2 separate regions of the Homo sapiens genome follow, and region 2 is linked to region 1. Evidence: chromatin loops called from intact Hi-C (ENCODE). Cell type or tissue: K562. All regions are shown on one strand. Links, peaks and the distances in the headings refer to the core of each region. The heading gives the core; the rest is flanking DNA.

The links. Peaks named below come from ENCODE experiments on the same cell type or tissue, not always from the same donor. Only the 100,000 strongest peaks of a DNase experiment are listed, where the experiment ranks them.
Region 2: a loop joins it to region 1, with 4 times the contacts of the local background. A loop is called at or near these places in 6 of 110 quality-filtered maps.

Annotation. Positions count from the first base shown.
Region 1 is chr5:132,172,381-132,183,315 of GRCh38, forward strand. No RefSeq gene overlaps it. Among named protein-coding and RNA genes, the nearest start is that of P4HA2-AS1, 7.0 kb to the right of the region's middle. RefSeq lists enhancers at 4,115-4,194, 4,855-4,914, 9,288-9,815. In K562, for the core only: CTCF peaks have their summits at 4,823 and 7,945 (motif pointing right); DNase peaks (open chromatin) are centred at 4,811, 5,501 and 7,951; H3K4me3 peaks cover 1,739 bases.
Region 2 is chr5:132,109,072-132,120,006 of GRCh38, forward strand. No RefSeq gene overlaps it. Among named protein-coding and RNA genes, the nearest start is that of CSF2, 41 kb to the left of the region's middle. In K562, for the core only: no CTCF peak of the experiment used is centred there; DNase peaks (open chromatin) are centred at 5,640 and 6,490.

The DNA.
Region 1 (10,935 bases), core at 730-8,729:
TAGGCTGGGCATGATGGTTCAGACCTGTAACCTCAGCACTTTGGGAGGCCAACGCGGGTGGATCACCTGAGGTCAGGAATTTGAAACCAGCCTGGCCAGCACGGTAAAACCCCGTCTCTACTAAAAATACAAAAATTAGCTGGATGTGGTGGCGCACACCTGTAATCCCAGCTACTCAGGAGACTGAGGCAGGAGAATCACTTGAGCCCGGGAGGTGGAGGTTGCAGAGAGCAGAGAGCAGAGATTGTACTGCACTCCAGCCTGGATGACAGAGTGAGACTCTGTCTAAAAAAACAAACAAACAAACAAACAAACAAACAAAAAACCTCTCCACAGACTAGGAATAGAAGAGAACATTCTTAATGTGATAAAGACAGATACGAAACTCTCACAACTAACATCATACTTAATGGTGAAAGATGGGCTGCTTGGCTCCTAAGAGCAAGAACAAGGTAAAACCTATCAAAATCTTAGCTGGGCTTGTTGTAGAAATTGACAAGCTGATCCTAAAATTCACATGGAAATAAAAGGGACCCAGAATAGTCAGAACAATTTTGAAAAAGAATGAAGTTGAAGGACTTACATTACCTAAAGGACCAAGGAAGTCTTCTCTCAAGGACATCTATGCTTAGCCCACTGAAATAAATAGATAGGCTCTTGACCACTCTGCTCACCCTCTCCCAAGAAACACTTCAGGAAGAAAGCCTGACCAGAGGTAAGTTGCTCTCTCTTTGAGGTGATGTTATAATTTCATCTAGAACTCTATAGCCCTTATAACTCTCTCCCTTAAGCTGGCCAATTAGGAAAACTAACTCATCTGCTTAGTCATTTTGTTTATAAATTCTCTCAATTGTTCTATCTGAACAATAGCTGCAATAATAACATGAATTGATATATTATCCCATTGTTATAGCAAAGTAAATTAATGCACAGTGTCATTAAGTTAACTTGCTCTAGGTCATCCAGTATGTGGTGGAGTCAGTGTCTTATTGTAGAACCAGGATAGGAAGAGCTGTTTAAAAATGTATAATCATCTTCTAAGTTAGTATCAGCTAGCATTGATAATAGCATTATACAAAGTCTATAAGGTAGGCATGGCAAGAATTTTCCACTGTTTGAAGAAACCAATGACGTTCTAAATATTTAAGTGATGTATCCAAATTTAGACATTTGCTATCTCACTGGTGGCTACATCCAAAATTGGAATACAATATGAGAGAACAGAGAAGATTTAATTCATTTTTTTACAAAGACCATGATTTAGAGAAATATTTTTGTTTTTTTTTCCAGGTTATATTTAAGTGATTATATACCTTGGAACTGAGGAGCTAAACCCACTTAAACTGACAGTAGTTTCTCATTGTTACTTTGCTGTTATTGAATAATCTTAAGAAGAAAGGTTGATATTTCTCAAAACAAATCAAAAATCACCATTAAGAGAGACAGAAAAGGCAAGCAGCCACTAAAGGTGGAGAATATCTACACAACATATACAACCAATAAAAGGCTTGTATCCAGAATATACAAAGTCTTTCTACAAATTAATAAAACAACTCAATAGATAAATGGTCTAGAGACTCAAAAAGAACTCATAAAAGAAAATATTCAAAAGACTGATAAATATATGAAAGTGTTCTGTATCATTCATAATCAAAGAAGTGCAAAATAAAACTATGGGATACAACCACATGCCACCAGGAAGTTTGAACTTTAAAAGTCTGACAAATACAAAGATACTGCTTAGGATGCAGTTTAGAGGGGAACTCTCACATACTGCTATTAAGAAAAAAATGCGGCCAGGCAACGTGGCTCTCGTCTGTAATCCCAACACTTTGGGAGGCCGAGGCGGGCAGATCACTTGAGGTCAGGAGTTCAAGACTAGCCTGGAACATGGTGAAACCCCATCTCTACCAAAGATACAAAAATTAGCTGGGCATGATAGCACATACCTGTAATCCCATGTACTCAGGAGGCTGAGGCAGGAGAATCGCTTGAACCCAGGAGATGAAAGTTGCAGTGAGCTGAGATCACACCACTGCACTCCAGCCTAGGCGACAGAGCAAGGCTCCATCTCAAAAATAATAATAAGAAGAAGAATGCAACTATTTTAAGAAAGTGGCATAATCTAGTAAATTTCAGTGGACCAATAATTCCATTCCCATGTATAACCTGCATAAAAATATACTTTCAGGAAATAAGTACAGAATATTCATGCCAGAATTATTCATTATATCCCCAAACTGGAAGAAACTCAAATGCCCACAAAAGTCAAATGGATAAACAACCTATGGTATGGTCATCCAATGGAATACCATAAAGCACTTAAAAGGAATAACTATAGATATACAGAAATAACATGGATATATCTTAAAAACATAGCATTGAGTAAAATAAACTGGATAAAAATAATATGTATTATATGAGTCCATACACATAAACTTAAAAAAAGGCAAAATTAAACTACATTGCTGTAATAAATTAAATTTATGAATTTAATAAAACTGAACTATATCACAGACCATTAAACTTAAATATTTAGTTATATGTACTTAGTACATATTTTAGTTATATATACTTAGATGGAAAAATCTTCAAGACATATTAACAAAACTATAGAACAGTATGTATGATTCTATTTATGTAAAACAGAACATCTATTTGCGTGATATATACCTAAAGCACTGTCCAACAAATCTTACTGCAATCATTGAAATGTTCTATAATCTATGCTGTTTAATTCTGTAGCCATGTGTGGCCATTGAACACTTAAAAATGTACTTAATAGCACTGAGGAACAGAATTTTTATTTAATTTTAATTAATTTCAGTGTAAATAGCCTCACGTGGCTAGTGGTTACAGTATTGGATAGTGTAGTTATGGAAAATGATATATAACAGATTACCTCCAGAGCAGTTTTTCAACCTGGGCACTACTGACATTTGGGATAGGAGAATTATTTTTTTTATTTTTATTTTGTTTCCTTTGGATTACCAGTGCAAAACACATTTTTTTACAATTACAGTGCAAAATCCATATTTATTTGGCTAGCGTTATGTATTTATTTTTAATCTATGTATTAATTTTTTTTAAAAAGCCATAATAAACACTTGGATTCCAAATACAGTATTTTGTTGAATACTGTGCCAAATACATATCATACAGAGTAAAAATTTGAAAATATCTCCAAACCATAACAATAAACATAATAAGGTAATGATATAATACCTTAGAAGGTGTTAAGAACAAAGGAAGGAAACAAGACTATAAACAGGTAATGGGAACTGTGGGTGATGGTGTTGTTTATATATATATTATAATATATATTTAAAATATATTTTTATATTTAATATATTTAATATTAATTATATTAAATATATTTAAAATATATATTAATATATATTAAATATATATTAATATATTAAATATATATTAATATAATTAATATATATTTAATATAATTTAATATAATAAATATATATTATATATTAAATAATATATATTATATATTTAAAATATATATTAATATATATTATATATATTTAAAATATATAATATATATTAAACATATTTAAAATATATATTTAAAAATATAAATTATATATTATATATAATATATATTATATATTATATATAATATATAATATATATAATATATAATATATATATTATATATAATATATATTATATATTATATATTTATATATTTATATATTGTATATTTATATATTGTATATATTTATATATTATATATTTATATATTTTTATATATTATATATATTTATATATATTATATATATTTTTATATATATTTTTATATATTATATATTTATATATATTTTTATATATTTTTATATATTTTATATATTTATATATATTTTTATATATTATATATATTTATATATATTTTTATATATTATATATATTTATATATATTTATATATTATATATATTTTTATATATTTTTATATATTACATATATATTTATATATATTTTTATATATTATATATATTTATATATATATATTTTAGTGCCCAATAGGTAGTTTTATTCCAGTAGTATCCCCTAAGTCAAGGCAATCAAAATTGTCTCCAGACCTTGTCAAATATCTCCTAGGGAAGAGGTCCCCAATGCCCAGGCTGCAAATCAGTACCGGTCAGTGGCCTGTTAGCAACCGGGCTGCACAGCAGGTGAGCAGCAGGCGAGTGAGCATTACTGCCTGAACTCTGCCTCCTGTCAGATCAGCTGCAACATTAACTTCTCATAGCAGCGCAAACTCCACTGTGAACTATGCATGCACATGCGAGGGATGTAGGTTGCATGCTCCTTATGAGAGTGTAATGCCTGATGATCTAAGGTGGAACAGTTTCATTCTGAAAGCATCCCCCACCAACCCCCGTCCATGGAAAAATTGTCTTCCATGAAACTGTCCCTGGTGCCAAAATGTCTGGGGACCACTGCCCTAGGGGACAAAATCTCCCCAGCTGAGAACCACTGCTAAAGACATAGGAGAGTAATGGGAGGGAGGGGGCACTGTAATATTTTATTCTATTTCTGTTTTGCCTAAATTTGCTTAGAGGTAACATGCATGTACATTTTCTTTGTGTAATTAATAATTTTAAAAGTAAGCCTGTTTTCTCATGAGTAAAATGGGAACTATATACCTAAACTCTAAGGTTGCTCTAAAGATTAAGAGCAAAATAGAAACGAGTTACCAATTTCCTGGAACAGTGGGGGAAAAATACCAAGCAAAGTGAAAAAGGAAGTTCACATGAATAGTTATCAAGAACAGTGAAGAAAGAAGAGAGAATCGCCTCCTAGCTGAGGCTAGGAGAATGATCAGTCATTTTTGCCATTTGCAAAGATAAGTAAAACAGAAATAGGAACCATTTAAGGGAAGTATAATGAACCTGGTTAGGGATCTATTAAAATGGAAGAACTTGCGGGCCATCTAAGTAGAGCTGGAGCTGGAAGTTGGAAAGTAATAAAAGCTAGAATTAAAGACTCAAGAGTTATCAATATCAATATACTGATATCAAGTATTTGGAATATCAAGTATTTGGAAGTCATGAGCCTTCAGAGAAAAAAAAAATGGCTATAAAGAAACTCTGAGCCATAACTGAGGATTGGGAAAGGAGGGCCACAGGAGACTACGGTATTGAGAAGTTGTAGGCAGAGATAGAAGAAAAACCAGAAGATAGTTGGATCATGGCAGCCAAGAGAAGGGTTTAAACAAAGTGGATAATGTCTCCTTAGATCTCACCTTTATTAAAAAATAAATATTAACATATCAATACAAGAAGAAAAGAGATGAAATATATTTCATTCAAGAGAGAGTGGGGGTCAATCTCAAAACAGCACTCATGGACCATCAAGGCAATAACTCTGGAACTGAGAAGTCACTGGCCCAACAAATAAAGAAGGCAAGTTCTGCTGGAAGGAAACCCCTGGCACCTCATGCACTTCTACGACTGCCTGATCACTCAGGGCTCCTACAAGGCACCAGGCCTCAAAACCTTATCTGTATTCCCGTCCAGCTGGAGGGGAGCAGATTACACTCTTTTTTTTTCCCCCAAGAGAGTCTCACTCTGTCGCCCAGGCTGGAGTGCAGTAGCGCAACCTTGGCTCACTGCAACCTCCAACTCCTAGGTTCAAGCAATTCTCCTGCCTCAGCCTCTCAAGTCACTGGAATCACAGAAGTGTGCCACCACGCCTGGCTAATTTTTTTGTATTTTTAGTAGAGACGGGATTTCACCATGTTGGTCAGGTTGGTCTCAAACTCCTGGCCTCAAGTGATCCACCCACCTCGGCCTCCCAAAGTACTAGGATTACAGGCGTGAGCTACTGCACCCAGCCAGGTTACACTCTTAATAGCAACAACTTCGTAAATTATCTGAAGCAGGCCCTGGTCTCTGACCAGGCTAAGGCTATTTGGACTGTGAAACATGCAACCCACAGTTAATCAGAAACTCTCTTTGAAATGTTAACAAAAGACCATGAGATGCACAGAGGAAGAAAAGGGAAAAAAAACTATTTTCAGAGGGAGAAACAATCTACAAATTGGGGAATGCAACCTCCCAGGAAAACCAAAAGGACATACTCCAAAAGGGAATAGGAAGCTGGTATTTATGCCTTACAGGGATACTCCAGGGTGTGCGTGGTTTGCTCCTGTCCTCAGCACATTTGATCATGTCACTGCCTGCAATTCTGTCATCTTTGCTCCAAGACAGATAGATTTGGATCCCTTTTTTCCTTTTTCCTCAGCAAGTTCAGAAAAAGAGAAAAGTGTTGCTTGGCTATTTCATTACACACCAAAGTACAAAATGGGGAGGAAGTGTTTCCTGCATACACCATGGGCCCTAAAAAAGAAACTCACCATTGCCCTTCCCTTCCCTCTTCTGTCCCCTGGAGCTTGGCTCCCCTCTCACTTCCTTGGGACCTTGTTATAGTTGACTCCTAAAATTGCCGCCGCCATACACACACGCCCACATGGATCAGGGGAATCTGTGTTTAGAAATCATCATGAGGCTGGGCGCGGTGGCTCACGCCTGTAATCCCAGCACTTTGGGAGGCCGAGGCGGGTGGATCACTTGAGGTCAGGAGCTCAAGACCAGCCTGACCAACATGATGAAACCCTATCTGTACCAAAAATATAAAAATTAGCTGGGTTATATTTAGCAGGCTTAAAGGAATCTGTGAATATTCATGAGGGAAGTCAAGCATGTGTGCAGTGGGTAAACATATATGTAACATGCATTCCATGTTCACTTTGGGGTGGGGTTTTAGCATTAAAGTAAGGTGAATTTGGCTCTTTGCATCAAAAAGGTGAACTACAGGGCACAAAGACAGTTTGTGTACAGTCTCTATAAGCTGGCCAAAACTGGCTGGCTTGAGGTCTATGGCTATTTATCAGGAAAGAAAGTAAGGCCAATTCTCTGTCCCATCAGAATTGTGGCAGGACCATGGTGGGCAGCCAGCAGATCGGTCGGCTGGTGTCAAGTAGTAGTCTATCAGGGTCAACAGGAAATTTCCAGCTGTAGTTTCTGTGATGTTTTTCAGGACCTGGTTTCTGCTTACAGGAAAGAAAACCTTATGGTAGTTAGTAACACAGGGATACATGACCAAGCCCTCATCTTGCTGTGGCCGTTAGATTCTGGTTTTGGTATGTCTCATTTTAGCCACAGGGAGTCTGCTGGGGTATATTTCAACTCTAGGGCTCCAGATTTTTCATTCTATGTTGCTACTGCTAAAGACAATGTTTCCATAAATCAGCCTGATGTGATTAATCAGGGTTAACGTTTGATGACGGCTGGAATACAATGCATTCCCATTGTAAGTTTCCAAATCTGATGCTTATCTGTGAAAACACACTTTTTCATTTTATCATTATCATATCAGGAAGCTCTAACCAAAGCCTCAAATTCTTGAACTACAGAAGGTCTAGGAAGCTTTGAAACAGGCAAAATTTTGTGTGCACTTTTTAAAGGGATAAAGACCCTGAAATTTCATATGGGTCTCAAGAGGGTCTGTCACCCCAAAAGGTTAACAGTCATTGTAATTGTATTTTTCCTACATCAGGCCCTATTTGTGATCATTTGTTGAATAATTTCTGACACCTATTCTAGATGTTGGTCCAGGTGGGTATGTCCTCTAGAAGGCTGGATATAAGGGTCTAAAACAGAGCTCAAGAGAAAGATTTGAGTACAAAAAGACAATTCAATAAATCATAAACATATACATGTTAAAGCAGTGGAAGTAAAGATCCTTCCTCCTATAGCATACAGTACTACCGTGAAAAGGAAACAAACTAGACTAGGGAACATATATATGAGAAGCCTAGGCTGATGAAAAGGAGCCAGGGAGGCCGGAAATAAAGGAGAACTTGAATCACGAAGTGCTTCGCTAGAGGAAAAAAAAAAAACTGTCCGAAGTGTCTACTGGGTTTGGCCACTAGGAGGACCCAGAACACTTTACCAGACAATTCCAGAGAATTAGTTGGGGGAGACTCACTGCGTCAAAAATTTAAGAATGGAAGGTGAGGACAGTAAATCTAGCATAAGCAGCTTGCCTTAAGCTTCTTGAAATCAAAGAAGCAGGCAAGATGACAGCTGTGAGCCCACTGGGTACAAAAGCAGTTTGGGTCATTACTTTAGTGAGGCTCCGTTGGCTGCAAATTTCAAGAGAAAGAGATGGACTTTTCAGAGAAGAGTAAGAGAAGGGAGGACCAAGCTGGGGTGTGGGGAGGGGGCTGATCCTCCATGTTATAAACGCACTTTCAGAAAGACACTGAAAAGTGCCTTAAAAACAAAAAACTTTGAGCTTGCCAAATACCCATGGCCTTTCCTACCACTTATCTTCTCACAACCCCCAAATGCTTTACAAAAAAAAAAAGTTGGCAGAAGGGGTATAGCTCAGTGGTAGAGCATTTGACTGCAGATCAAAAAAAAAAAGTTTCCCCCGAGTTTAGAATAAAGAATCTTCACAAAAGTTAAACCTCTTCAAAGTAGCGTCAGCCTTAGATATTACGTCCAAGACATCATTTGACGCACCCAGACCCCCGCTCAGAGCACATCCTTGACTCACCAGCCTCTCTCTGACTCTGTCCTTGCGGAGGGACCGCCTCACAGGACAGAGCCCCACTGGCCCCAGGAGCCTTGCGAGCTGGTCCTGCGGGGCTGCTCTGCCAGACCAGGTCGGAAAGGAGGGGCCAGCCAGAGCCCTAAGCCAGGGCAGCCACAGACACAGCCTGTAGCCCCACTGCTGTCCGCTGACCCCGCCATTCTCACCACCTGACCTCTAGGAACACGCCCACAGGTCAAAGGCCTTTCCAGAAACCTCTGACCCTGCCAGACCCCGCCCCCAGGTCCTCAGAGGCCACGCCCCTTCCTGTGGCCTCGCACGGCCTCGCCCTTTCCCGAGGCCTGCGCGGGGGAAGGGGTGGTGTCCTTTATCTGGGGGGTGTCCTTTATCTGGGTACTGAGCTCCGAGTGCCATTTCAGTGCCCACTGAGCAAGAGAGGCTGCTCGATGCTTTCCAAAGGCCCATTCTGGGCACTGGGGATAGAGAAGTGGAAAAGCAAAGTTCTTTCCTTCAAGGACCTTCTATACCATGGGGGAGACAGACCACGAACTGATACCCAAATTAAATCTCTTAACGGGTGGTAGTGATGTGGGGCAGGTGAGCCCCAAAGTGGAGCTTAGCCCACGAGAGTTCTTGGCTTTGCCCAGGAAAGAATTCAACGGCAAGCCAGAGGTAGAAGAAAACAGCTTTCTTGAAGAGGCAGAGCAGGGCTACCCCATTGACAGTGGGTAGCAGCTCAGGGCAGTTTTGCAGTCATGTTTATTACTACTTTTAATTACATGTAGATTAAGGGGAGGTTTATGCAGACACTTCCAGAGAAGGAGTAGTAACTTTGGGGTCATTGGGTCATTACCATGGAAAGGGGCCCTAACGCCAGGGTGTTGTCATAGCAACTGCAAACCGACGTAGCACCCTGGTGGGCTGATTGAAAGCTACTTTGGCCCTGGCCCTGTTTTAGCCAGTCCTCAATCTGGTCCGGTGTCCGACGCCTGCGTCTGGAGTCAAGTCCCACCTTTTACCTCAGTGATAAGTGCTCTAAAGAAAAATAAAACAGGGCTGGGCGTGGTAGCTCACGCCTGTAATCCCAGCACTTTGGGAGGCAGAGGCGGGAGGATAACTTGAGGTCAGGGATCGGAAAGCAGCCTGGCCAACATGGTGGAACGCTGTCTCTACTAAAAATACAAAAATTAGTCGGGCGTGGTGGTGCATACCTGTAATCCAAGCTACTCGGGAGGCTAAGGCAGGAGAATCGCTTGAACCCAGGGGACGAAGGTTGCAGTGAGCAGAGATCGCACCATTGCACTCCAGCCTGGGCTACAAAGCAAGACTCCATCTCAAAAAGAAAAAAAAAGAAAAAGAAAAAGAAAAAAGAAAGAAAACAGGCTAAGGAGGAAGAGAATGAGAACGCAAATCCTTCGTAGTAGTCATGAAGGCCTCTTGGAGTGGGCTGCAGTGAGCCGAGACTGCGCCCCTGCACTCCAGCCTGGGCAACAAAGCAAGACTGTCGAAAGAAAGGGAAGGAAGGGAGGGAGGGAGGGAGGGAGGAAGGGAGGAACCTCTTGGGAAGATTGCTTGAGGCCAGGAATTCCAGACTAGCCCGAGCAGCACAGCAGTGAAACAAGAAGAACTCTTTTGGATAAGGTAATCTTTGATCAGTCTTGAAAGGAATGAGGGTAGAAACTACTAGGTATTGGTACCTTCCAGGCAGAAGGACCAACAAGCACGAATGTACTGGGGCCGTCAGTGTGACTGAAGCAGAGGGAGCTGGGGAGAGGGTCATGGCAGTGGGGAATATGCTCGCTCCTCTGCCCTCGGATGGAGTGAGGCTGCTGTGTTCTTCTAGACCTGGTAAGGACTGGACATACCTACAGGCTGGACAGTGTGACACAGAAGCCATATGACTTCCCGTGTGTGCGCTTCAGTCATCCACATAACCAGCAATCAAACAGGCAAGACGGTGTTGGTGCAACAGTTACATTGTACTAAGAAGCAGGCAGCTTTTTCAACCATGTAAGATAATTATTTTTAGAATTACCAGATATTATACAAAATGCCCAGTTAAATTTCAGATAAGCAACAAACTTTTTAGTATGCATATATCCTATGCAAAAATTATGTGTTATTTATCTAAAGTTAAACTGGGTGTTACTTGTATTTTCATTTGCTGAATCTGGCAAATCTAATATTGGAGTCAAAATGCCAAGTTTGGAAACTTAAGAGCAGTGCTGTGCCAAACTATATTGAAGCCTGAGGCAAAATGAAAAACGTATGCTTCTTACGTACGTTTTCGTGTTTTTGTTAATTTTTACACATTAAATTGGTTGACAATATTGAAAGTTGGTATATTAAAACTCATA
Region 2 (10,935 bases), core at 1,488-9,487, 63 kb before region 1:
GAATCAACCCAAATGTCCAACAATGATGGACTGGATTAAGAAAATGTGGCACATATATGCCATGGAATACTATGCAGCCATAAAAAAGGATGAGTTCATGTCCTTTGTAGGGACATGGATGAAGCTGGAAACCATCATTCTCAGCAAACTATCGCAAGGACAAAAAACCAAACACCGTATGTTCTCACTCATAGGTGGGAACTGAACAATGAGAACACATGGTCACAGGAAGGGGAACATCACACACTGGGGCTGTTGTGGTGGGGGGGAGCGGGGAGGGATAGCATTAGGAGATATACCTAATGTTAAATGACGAGTTAATGGGTGCAGCACACCAACATGGCACATGTATACATATGTAACTAACCTGCATGTTGTGCACATGTACCCTAAAACTTAAAGTATAATAAAAAAAAACAGCTCTGTACAATATTAAAAAAAAAAGTACAAAGGATGTTCCTGAGATGAAGGTGCATGTGGGGGCTGCAGCTCCCCACTGCCTTTCTTGCTTTCTCACAAAGGCATCCTCCAAGTTCAATGGTCTTGGCAGCCTGCATAAAATGAGATGTCCCTCATGTCAGAAGAGTCCAGATTCGAGCCCTCACTGCCCTTTACAGTCCTTCCTGTGTGAGCACCAGAAAGAGCTTACACTACCAAAGAAAGCAAGAACTCTGCTCTTCAGTAAGCCACATTACATAGGTCTAATATGCAAATCCTAGGCCTTAAAAAGTCTTGTGCCAGTATCTTGGGCAATCTTTCTTTAAAAACTAGTTGTACAGTTTTGGAGTTTACAGTTCATGTTTACTCTGGGTCTTTGAGGAAGCAGGCCTGGCCAGGGTCTAACACAACTGGCGTTTTATGTCAGTATGAAACGAAGAACCTTTCAATAAACAGCACTGAGGCAATTGTTATTAAATTGGTTAGGAACACTTTCAGATTTAAGTAAGAGAAAAGACAACTCAAATTGGTTTAAACAATAAGGAAAAGTAAATGTATAGAAAGACGTCTGGAAGGATATACACCTAGCTGAGAATTGTGGTTACTTGCAGAAGCTGGAGTAGGGGATGGGGATCAGGGCAGCCAAAGGGCGGCCACTTTATTTAACTTTACAGTTTTACAATCTTAAGACTAAATAACTTTCTTTTTTATTTAAAAAAAAAAAGGATTTTCTCTTTTTAAGATTTGACAAAAGAGTGTATTCATGCATCATTGGGGTGCTTAAAAAACAAAACTAATTTTTACAGGATCATTAGAAGTCAGACAAGCAAAGGCCAAAGGAGGCTGCTCCCTCTGCAGGAGGCCCTGCTGACCACCGGTGACCTAGCTCCAGACGTCTCTGCTCTCCTGTATATCTCTGCCTAGGCCTCCCTGCCATACTGGTGGGCCTTCCTGGCTCCTGAGGGTGGGAGAATGGGTCTCTCACCTGCACCACAGCTAAACGCTCACAATTATGGGACAGGAAGCAGGTACAAGGTACTAGAGAGCCACAGGGCTAGATGATAAGGGTTCCTCTGTTGAAATAAGTTCAAAGACAGAAAATAAGGAAGGTCAAGCATTCAGAGTCTGTATGCCTATCCCCCTGCACTCCCCTCTTCTCTCAGCCATACCCCAACTTCCTGAGGCTCTCTGCCCAGACTTTGAGAGACTGTCCCTTAGCTCACCTTGGGTCTGGGGCACTGGCTAGAACAAGGGTAGGACTAGAGGAAGAATAATGATCTGGGATAGTATCAGGGTCAGAAAAAGGGGTGTGCAGAAGTCAAAACAGAATAGGAGCTGGGAAAGGGCCAGGGGTCTGCATCAGGAGCAGAGGTTCTGTTCACATCCATAGGTAGTAGTGGCAGATGAAACCACTACCTCCCTTTTTCTCTAGCATAGAGCAAAATGTCTTTTACCCACAGGGAGAGCTACCTTAAATCCCATTTCATTTAGCCAAGTCAGAGAGGAAAAAGCCTGCCCACCAGGCCAGGGCAAAGTAACTCACTCTTTCCACTGGAGAAGTTCTAATGGAACTCAAGGCAGAGGGCAGAGCCCTCCCAAGGCATGGTCCAGAGGCCTGGGCCAAGATGGCTAGATGTGCTGCTGCTACATCTGCAGGAAATGGAATTCTGGGGGTGGTGTGGTTAAGAAAAAACCCTCTGGTTTTGATAGATCCACTTGTAAGTTTACCAAGAAAATTCAGACCAAAGCATCACCCTCACCTTCCTCCACCCACTCTGCAATGACTTCAGAGAAGAGTTATGAGAACTAAAGTGCTCCATCCCAAGAAAAAGAAGGACTTCCTTTGAGGTTAAGGTGTAAAATAACAAATACTACTGCACCTAAGAAGGCCTTTCCAATGCAAGACTTCCCACTCCTACCTTCAGAGACTCAGCAGGAACTGGGGAATAGGTGAGAACATAATTAGGGTCTTAAAAGGAATAGATAAGAAAAACTTTCTTTGCATCCTTTTATAGCTGAATGACCTTTCATTAAATGAGATAGCTTCAAAAATGGGTTTGTTTTCTTATTTATGCCAGGCCCAAGGGGGCACAATTTGAAAGTGAGGGACTTCTTTGCAAAATAATGTAAGGTACTCGCTTTATTATGGGTAGAGAAAATTTTGGAGCAATTAGGAAAATGCTTTTCCTCCTTCTTGTAAATTTAGAATATCCAGTCTGTAAGAATTAATGTGTGTGTGTGTGTGTGTCTGTGTGTGTGTGTGTGCGTGCATGTGCACGTGTGCCTGATCTAATAGTTACCAGATGGGCAACTGGAATAATGAAGAAGTTATACTTTCTATAGTGGCAACAGGGAACGTGATAGGAATGTGCCTTGGAGTACTTACATCTACCTTGATAGTCCTGCTGGAATTTGGCAGTATTATTCTAGATTAGCATTATCCAACAGAACTTTCTGTGGTAATCAGAATGTTGTATATCTGCACTGTCCAATGTAGAAGCTACTAGCACATGTGGCTATTGAACACCTGAAATATGGTTACGGCAACTGAGAGTTTTAAATTTCTAATTTTATTTAATTTTAATTAATTGGCCATATTTAATTAAATAGCCATATATGGCTAATGGCTACTGTACTGGACAACACAGTTCTAGATTAATTGCTCTGTTTGTTTGGGGCAGGGTTTACCAAAGGGTAGGAGAGGATGTGTAGTGGAATTTGGTAGGAGAAAACACTACTATGAGAAACAAAACCCTCATGACAGATGAAGCTAAGAGCAAGCACCATGGCAACATAAAACACATTTGGCACCGCAAGTCTTCTCACGAATCTGCTCACACACAAAAATCTTGTACAAGTGATATTTTCAGAAAAGCCCAAGGAAAGGTGCTATATTGGTGAAACTGAGTTATATGAAACAAGTCTAGCAAACCGAATGACAGAACAGTGTGATCCTACTGATAATCTGGATAAAACCTTCATTTTTACTCCCATTAGTGAGAAGTCCCACTTTGGCAAGTGGCCAAAGGAAACTATGGTTGGAACCATAGTGCACAGTTTTGAAATTTGACTTACCTGTTTTCCATAGAGAGGGACCCAGGAAGAAAGAGTGATGAGTTGAAAGAGGCCTCAACTTTCCAACCATGCTGGAAAGTGCTCCCAAGAAGCAAAGAAAAGTCATGACATTAAGAAAAACTGAATCCATTAATATGTACTGTACATTGAGGTCTGCAGCTGCAGTGTGTCCACCATTTCAAGATAAATGAATCTAGTGTAAGGACCATTGTTAAAAAAGAAAATGAAATTTATGAAGCCATCACCACAGCTATGTCACCATGTCCAAAAACCTTGCATTTTTTTGTGAAATATCTTTTTATCTCATATTGAAATTGCAGCTTTATGTGGGTAGAGGATTGCTAGAAGAAAGGTATAACTATAGACCCTACTGTGACTTGAGAAAAAGCAGAGTCATTATATGACAACATAAACCAAAAGGAAGGTGAAGAGGCCAGGTACACTGGCTCATGGCTGTAATCCCAACACTTTGGGAGGTCAAAGCGGCCTGATCACCTGAGGTCAGGAGGGAGTTTGAGACCTGCCTGGCCAACATGGTGAAACCCCATCTCTACTAAAAATACAAAAATTAGCTGGGCATTGTGGCACATGCCTGTAATCCCAGGTATTCAGGAGGATGCAGCACAAGAATCACTTGAACCTGGGAGGTGGAAGTTGCAGTTAGCCAAGATTGCACCACTGCACTCCAGCCTGGGAGACAGAGCGAGATTCTGTCTTAAATAAATAAACAAACAAATAGGAAGGTGAAGGATCTAAAGCTGAAAAATTTAACGCCAGCAAAGGATGGTTTGATAATTTTAGCAAGAGGTTTGGCCTTAAAAATATCAAGGTAATAGGAGAAGCAGTTTCTGCTGACCAAAGGCAGGAGATAGGTTCCCAGGTATCATTAAGAAAATAATTGAGGACAAAGGATACCTGCCTCAACAGGTTTTTAATACAGACAAAAATGCCCTATTCTGAAAAAAAGTGTCACAAACGATATTTATTAGTAAGGAACAGAAGCAAGCACTAGCATTGCCCTTATCCATAAAGCTGCTAACTCCCAATCCTTGCAGGGAACAGTTGTATACCAGCTGCCAGTCTTTCAGCTGTAGAAGAAGGCCTGGATGATGAAAATCCTTTTTCTGTATTGGTTCCATCAATGCTTTGTCCCTGAGGTCAGGAAGTACCTTGTGAGTAAGGGATTGCCTTTAAAAGCTTTTTTGATGTTGGATAATGCCCCTGGCTACCCAGAACCCCATGAGTTCAACACTGAAGGCATCAAAGTAGTCTACTTATCCCCAAACATAGTCTCTATTTCAGGTATCCAGGATGCAGAATTCCCCTTTGGAAAACTCTAATATCTCTGCCATATCTGACATGCTAGCCAGGGTTCAGACTGCAGTAGCCACTAGCAAATAAACTGTCTGATGCTGACCTTGTTACTGCTTTGGGGATGGTAGTAATCAGAGGTCACTCCAGGGAATATCCCAGGAGGCTGATCCAGGTTGGGGGAAGGGAAGAAATAGAGAAAAGGCAAGCTGGGAGCAGTGGCTCATGAATGTAATACTAGTGCTTTGGGAGGCTGAGGCAGGAGGATCACTTGAGGCCAGGAGTTTAAACCAGGCTGGGTGACATAGTGAGACCTTGTCTCTACAAGAAAAAACTTTTAATAATTAGCCGGGCATGGTGACGTGTACCTGTAGTTGTAACTACTTGGGAGGCTGAGGAGGAAAGACTGCTTGAGCCCAGGAGTTTGAGGCTATAATGAGCTGTGATCACACCACTGCACTCCAGCCTGGGTGAAAGTGAGACCACATTGAGAGAGGGTGGGGGTGGGGGGAGGCAGATGGGGTAAAGGCAGAAAAAGACAAAAGGAGACATCTTGCATCAATGGAGTTTTTTTTTTTTTTTTTAATGGCCCTTGTCTTAATGCAGAATAGAACTTCTTGAAGCACTTCTAACTATAATTCTTTCTTCCTGGCTCAAAGGCTTCCAATACCTTCCTGTAGCCACAACGTAAAGGCCCAAATCCTAAGCTTAGCAATCAAGATGAATGCTCACTGGGTCAGGACCTAAGTACTCTATGCCCTGTATGCCTTTTCTACCCCAAATGAACCCTTTTACTTCTCCCACACGTCATGCTCATTAGGGCCTCTACAACATCTTTATCAGTTACTCCCACTCTCTAGTCCACCCAAACCACATCCTTCCTTTTTCCAACCACTTCTTCAAGATGTAGCTAATATTGTCCCTTTTTGGAAACCTTCCCCAACTATCCAGTTTGGAGGAAGCCCTCCCTTCTTTCAGCACATCTAGATTTCTTGAGAAATCTGTGGTTATTATTTAACTCTTCAAATGGCTAATATCCCCTGCTAGATGTAGCATCCTTGTAGGATGGGCTGTGCTTTTATTATCCCTGAATTTCCCATAGCACCTAGGACAGAGGCATACAGCAATCAGTCAGTATACTTTGATTCATTTCAAGAAATGCATTCTGAGTACCAACTCTGTATCAGAAACCATGCTAAGTGTTTCTGCCTGGGATCATACAGATAACTGAGAGGTGGCTCTAGTTTATAAATATATTTATTTCACCTTCAGACATAGCTAGGCCAGTCTCCATTTCCTCTGACTCTCCAAGGTTGGAAAACCTCCTTTTAATGACAGACAATTCTCTATATCAGGCCTGACTCTTGACTTTATCACAACTCCCACTCCCACGTCACTTGCTTGAGATGTGCAGGGTCACAGATGTCAGCAATATAACAGTCAACAACTCATACAAGGTAATCGCTTTTACTGAGTAAAAGAATAAACAATCAAGAATATTTCAGATATTGATAAATGCTTTGAAGAAAAAATAAAACATAAGAATGACTTAGTGATGGAATGGCTACTTTAGGTGTCAGGGAAGAATTCTCTGAAGAGGTGACAAGTGTACTTAGTCATCAATGAAAAAAAAGCATTCATCATGAAAAGGAGCCCTCTAGGTACAGATACTAGCTACCGCAAAGGCCCTGAGGGAAACATATAGCATAGTTAAGGAGGAGAAATAAGGTCAGTATGTCTAGAGCACAGTGAGCAAAGAGGAGAGCAGTAGGAGATGAGGGTGGAGAAGTATGCTGTGGGCTGCTTATACATATATACATAAGGCATGATAAGAAGCATAAGTGTGAGGGAAGTCATGAGAGGGCTTTTGGCTGGAAAATATTCCCTTTGGCTGCTGGGTGAACAATAAATTGTTGTTGGTAAAAGACGAGGCAAGAACACCAAGTAGGAACCTATGTCAATAGTCTAGAAAATGGATCACAGTAAACGTGGACTTGGGTTTTAGCAGTGGATATAGACACAAGCAAATGGATTAAAATAGATGAGCAAAAATACATAAAATAAGAAATCAGAAGCAGTAATAGACAATGAAATCAGAGGACTATTTTGCTATGATAATACAGAATGAAGACAAACATTCGTAACAATTTCTGGGCTGAATAACAGTTTACAAAATAACCAAAACAACAAGGAATAAAGAAAATTCAAGATAAAACTGATAAAACCATGATAATAATGAACATCGTGAACGTATTTCTTTCATGAAGAAGACAGAGAAATTGACTATTATTAATAATTAATAAACTTGGCTTAAGAGAGACATTAAACACTATAGCCCATAAACATTGGCTATACATTACTCTTAAAAAGTCATAAAAACAACCTCAGCAAATTTCTCAAAGCAGAAATTTTATTGCCCATATTCTTTGACTGCAATGCTATAAGAACAGAAATATTCTTTTACAAAAATCTCAATTTTTTAAAGTCACTAAATTGCAAATAAATAAAAGCAAACATCAATTGGCATTGTATACAGTAGAACATATGAAATAGATTATAGTAAAAAATTCTTAAGAGAGAGTTGGCAAGATGGCTGAATAGGAACAGCTCCGGTCTGCAGCTCCCAGCAAGATCGATGCAGAAGGTGGGTGATTTCTGCATTTCCAACTGAGGTACCTGGTTCATCTCACTGGGACTGGGTGGACAGTGGGTGCAGCCCACGGAGGGCGAGCGGAAGCAGTTGGGGCATCGCCTCACCCAGGAAACGCAAGGGGTCAGGGAATTATCTCCCCTACCCAAGGGAAGCTGTGAGGGGCTGAGCCTGAGGAACAGTGCACTCTGGCCCAGATACTGCACTTTTCCCACGGTCTTCACAACCCCCAGACCACGTGCCTATACCACCAGGGCCCTGGGTTTCAAGCACAAAACTGGGCAGCCATTCAGGAGACACTGAGTTAGCTGCAGGACTTTTTTTTTTCCATACCCCAGTGGCACCTGGAATGCCAGCGAGACAGAACCATTCACTCCCCTGGAAAGGGGGCTGAAGCCAGGAAGCCAAGTGGTTGGGCTTGGTGGGTCTCACCTCCATGGAGCCCAGCAAGCTAAGATCCACTGCCTTGAAATTCTCGCTGCCAGCACAGCAGTCTGAGGTCAACTTGGGATGCTTGAGCTTGGTGGGGGGAGGGGCATCCGCCATTGCTGAGGCTTGAGTAGGTGGTTTTACCCTCACAGTGTAAACAAAGCCACCTGGAAGTTCAAACTGGGTGGAGCCCACTGCAGCTCAGCAAGGCCACTGTGGCCAGACTGCCTCTCTAGATTCCTCCTCCCTGGGCAAGGCACCTCTGAAAAAAAGGCAGCAGCCCCAATCAGGGGCTTACAGATAAAACCCCCATCTCCCTGGGACAGAGCACCTGGAGGAAGAGGCGGCTGTGGGTGCAGCTTCATCAGACTTAAAAGTCCCTGCCTGACAGCTCTGAAGAGCACAGATCTCCCAGCACAGCATTTGAGCTTTGCTAAGGGTGAGACTGCCTCTTCAACTGGCTCCCTGACCTCCATATATCCTAACTGGGAGAAACCTCCCAGTAGGGGCCAACAGACACCTCATACAGGAGAGCTCTGGCTGGCATCTGGCAGGTGCCCTTCTGGGATGAAGCTTCCCAAAGGAAGAGGCAGCAATCTTTGCTGTTCTGCAGCCTCCACTGGTGATACCCAGGAAAACAGGATCTGGAATGGACTTCCAGCAAACTACAGCAGACCTGCAGCAGAGGGCCCTGACTATTAGAAGGAAAACTAACAGAGACCCCATCCGAAGGTCACCTACATCAAAGACCAAAGGTAGATAAATCCACAAAGATGGGGAGAAACCAGTGCAAAAACGCTGAAAATTCCAAAAACCAAAAAACCTCTTCTCCAAAGCATCACAACTCCTCGCCAGCAAGAGAAAAAAACTGGAAAGAGAATGAGTTCGATGAATTGACAAAAGTAGGTTTCAGAAGGTGGGTAATAACAAACTCATCTGAGCTAAAGGAGCATGTTCTAACCCAATGCAAGGAAGCTAAGAACCTTGAAAAAAGGTTAGATGAATTGCTGACTAGAATAACCAGTTTAGAGAAGAACATAACGTGATGGAGCTGAAAAACACAGCACAAGAACTTCATGAGGCATACACAAGTATCAATAGCTGAATCAGTCAAGCAGAAGAAAGGATATTAGAAATTGGAGATCAACTTAACGAAATAAAGCGAGAAGACAAGATCGGAGAAAAAAGAATAAAAAGGAACGAACAAAGCCTCCGAGAAATATGGGACTATGTGAAAGGACCAAACCTATGTTTGATTGGTGTACCTGAAAGTAATGGGGAGAATGGAACCAAGTTGGAAAACACACTTCAGGATATTATCCAGGAGAACTTCCCCAACCTAGCAAGACAGGTCAACATTAAAATTCAGGAAATACAGAGAACACCACAAAGATACTCCTTGAGAAGAGCAACTCCAAGACACATAATCATTAGATTCACCAAGGTTGAAATGAAGGAAAAAATGTTAAGGGCAGCCAGAGAGAAAGGTCGGGTTACCCACAAAGGGAAGCCCATCAGACTAACAGCAGATCACTCTGCAGAAACCCTAGAAGCCAGAAGAGAGTCAGGGCTAAAATTCAACATTCTTAAAGAAAAGATTTTTCAACCCAGAATTTCATATCAAGCCAAACTAAGTTTCATAAGTGAAGGAGAAATAAAATCCTTGAGAGACAAGCAAATGCTGAGTATGTTGTCACCACCAGGCCTGCCTTACCAGAGCTCCTGAAGGAAGACTAAACATGGAAAGGAACAACTGGTACCAGCCACTGCAAAAACATACCAAATTGTAAAGATCATTGACACTATGAAGAAACTGCATCAACTAACAGGCAAAATAACCAGCTAGTATCATAATGACAGGATCAAATTAACACATAACAATATTAACCTTAAATGTAAACTGGCTAAATGCCCCAGTGAAAAGACAGACTGGCAAATTGGGTAATGAGTCAAGACCCATCAGTGTGCTGTATTCAGGAGACCCATCTCATGTGAAAAGACACACATAGGCTCAAAATAAAGGGATGGAGGAATATTTATCAAGCAAATGGAAAGCAAAAAAAGCAGGAGTTGCAATCCTAGTCTCTAATAAAACATACTTTAAACCAACAAAGATCAAAAAAGACAAAGAAGGGCATTACATAATGGTAAAGGGATCAATGCAACAAGAAAAGCTAACTATCCTAAATGTATATGCACCCAATACAAGAGCACCCAGATTCATAAAACAAGTTCTTAAGATCTACAAAGAGACTTAAGACTGCCACACAATAATAATGGGAGACTTTAACACCCCACCATCAATATTAGAAGGATCAATGAGACAGTAAATTCACAAGGATATTCAGGACTTAAACTCAGCTCTGGACCAAGTGGACATAAAAGACATCAGAACTCTCCACCCCAAATCAACAAATTATACATTCTTCTCAGCACCACATTGCACTAGTTCTAAAATTGACCACATAATTGGAAGTAAAACACTCCTCAGCAAATGCAAAAGAACAGAAATCATAACAAACAGTTTCTCGATACCACAGTGCAATCAAATTAGGACTCAGGATTAAGAAACTCACTGAAAACCATACAACTACATGGAAACTGAACAACCTGCTCCTGAATGACTACTGGGTAAATAACGAAATTAAGGCAGAAATGAAGATGTTCTTTGAAACCAATGAAAACAAAGACACAACGTACAGAATCCCTGGGACACATTTAAAGCAGTGTTTAGAGGAAAATTTATAGCACTAAATGCCCACAAGAGAAAGCAGGAAATATCTAAAATCTCCATCCTAACATCAAAATTAAAACTAGAGAAGCAAGAGTAAACAAATTCAAAAGCTAGCAGAAGACAAGAAATAACTAAGATCAGAGCAGATTGGAAGGAGATAGAGACATGAAAAACCCTTCAAAAAATCCATGAATCCAGGAGGTGGTTTTTTGAAAAGATCAATAAAATAGATAGACCGCTAGTCAGACTAATAAAGAAGAAAGGAGAGAAGAATCAAATAGACACGCTAAAACATGGT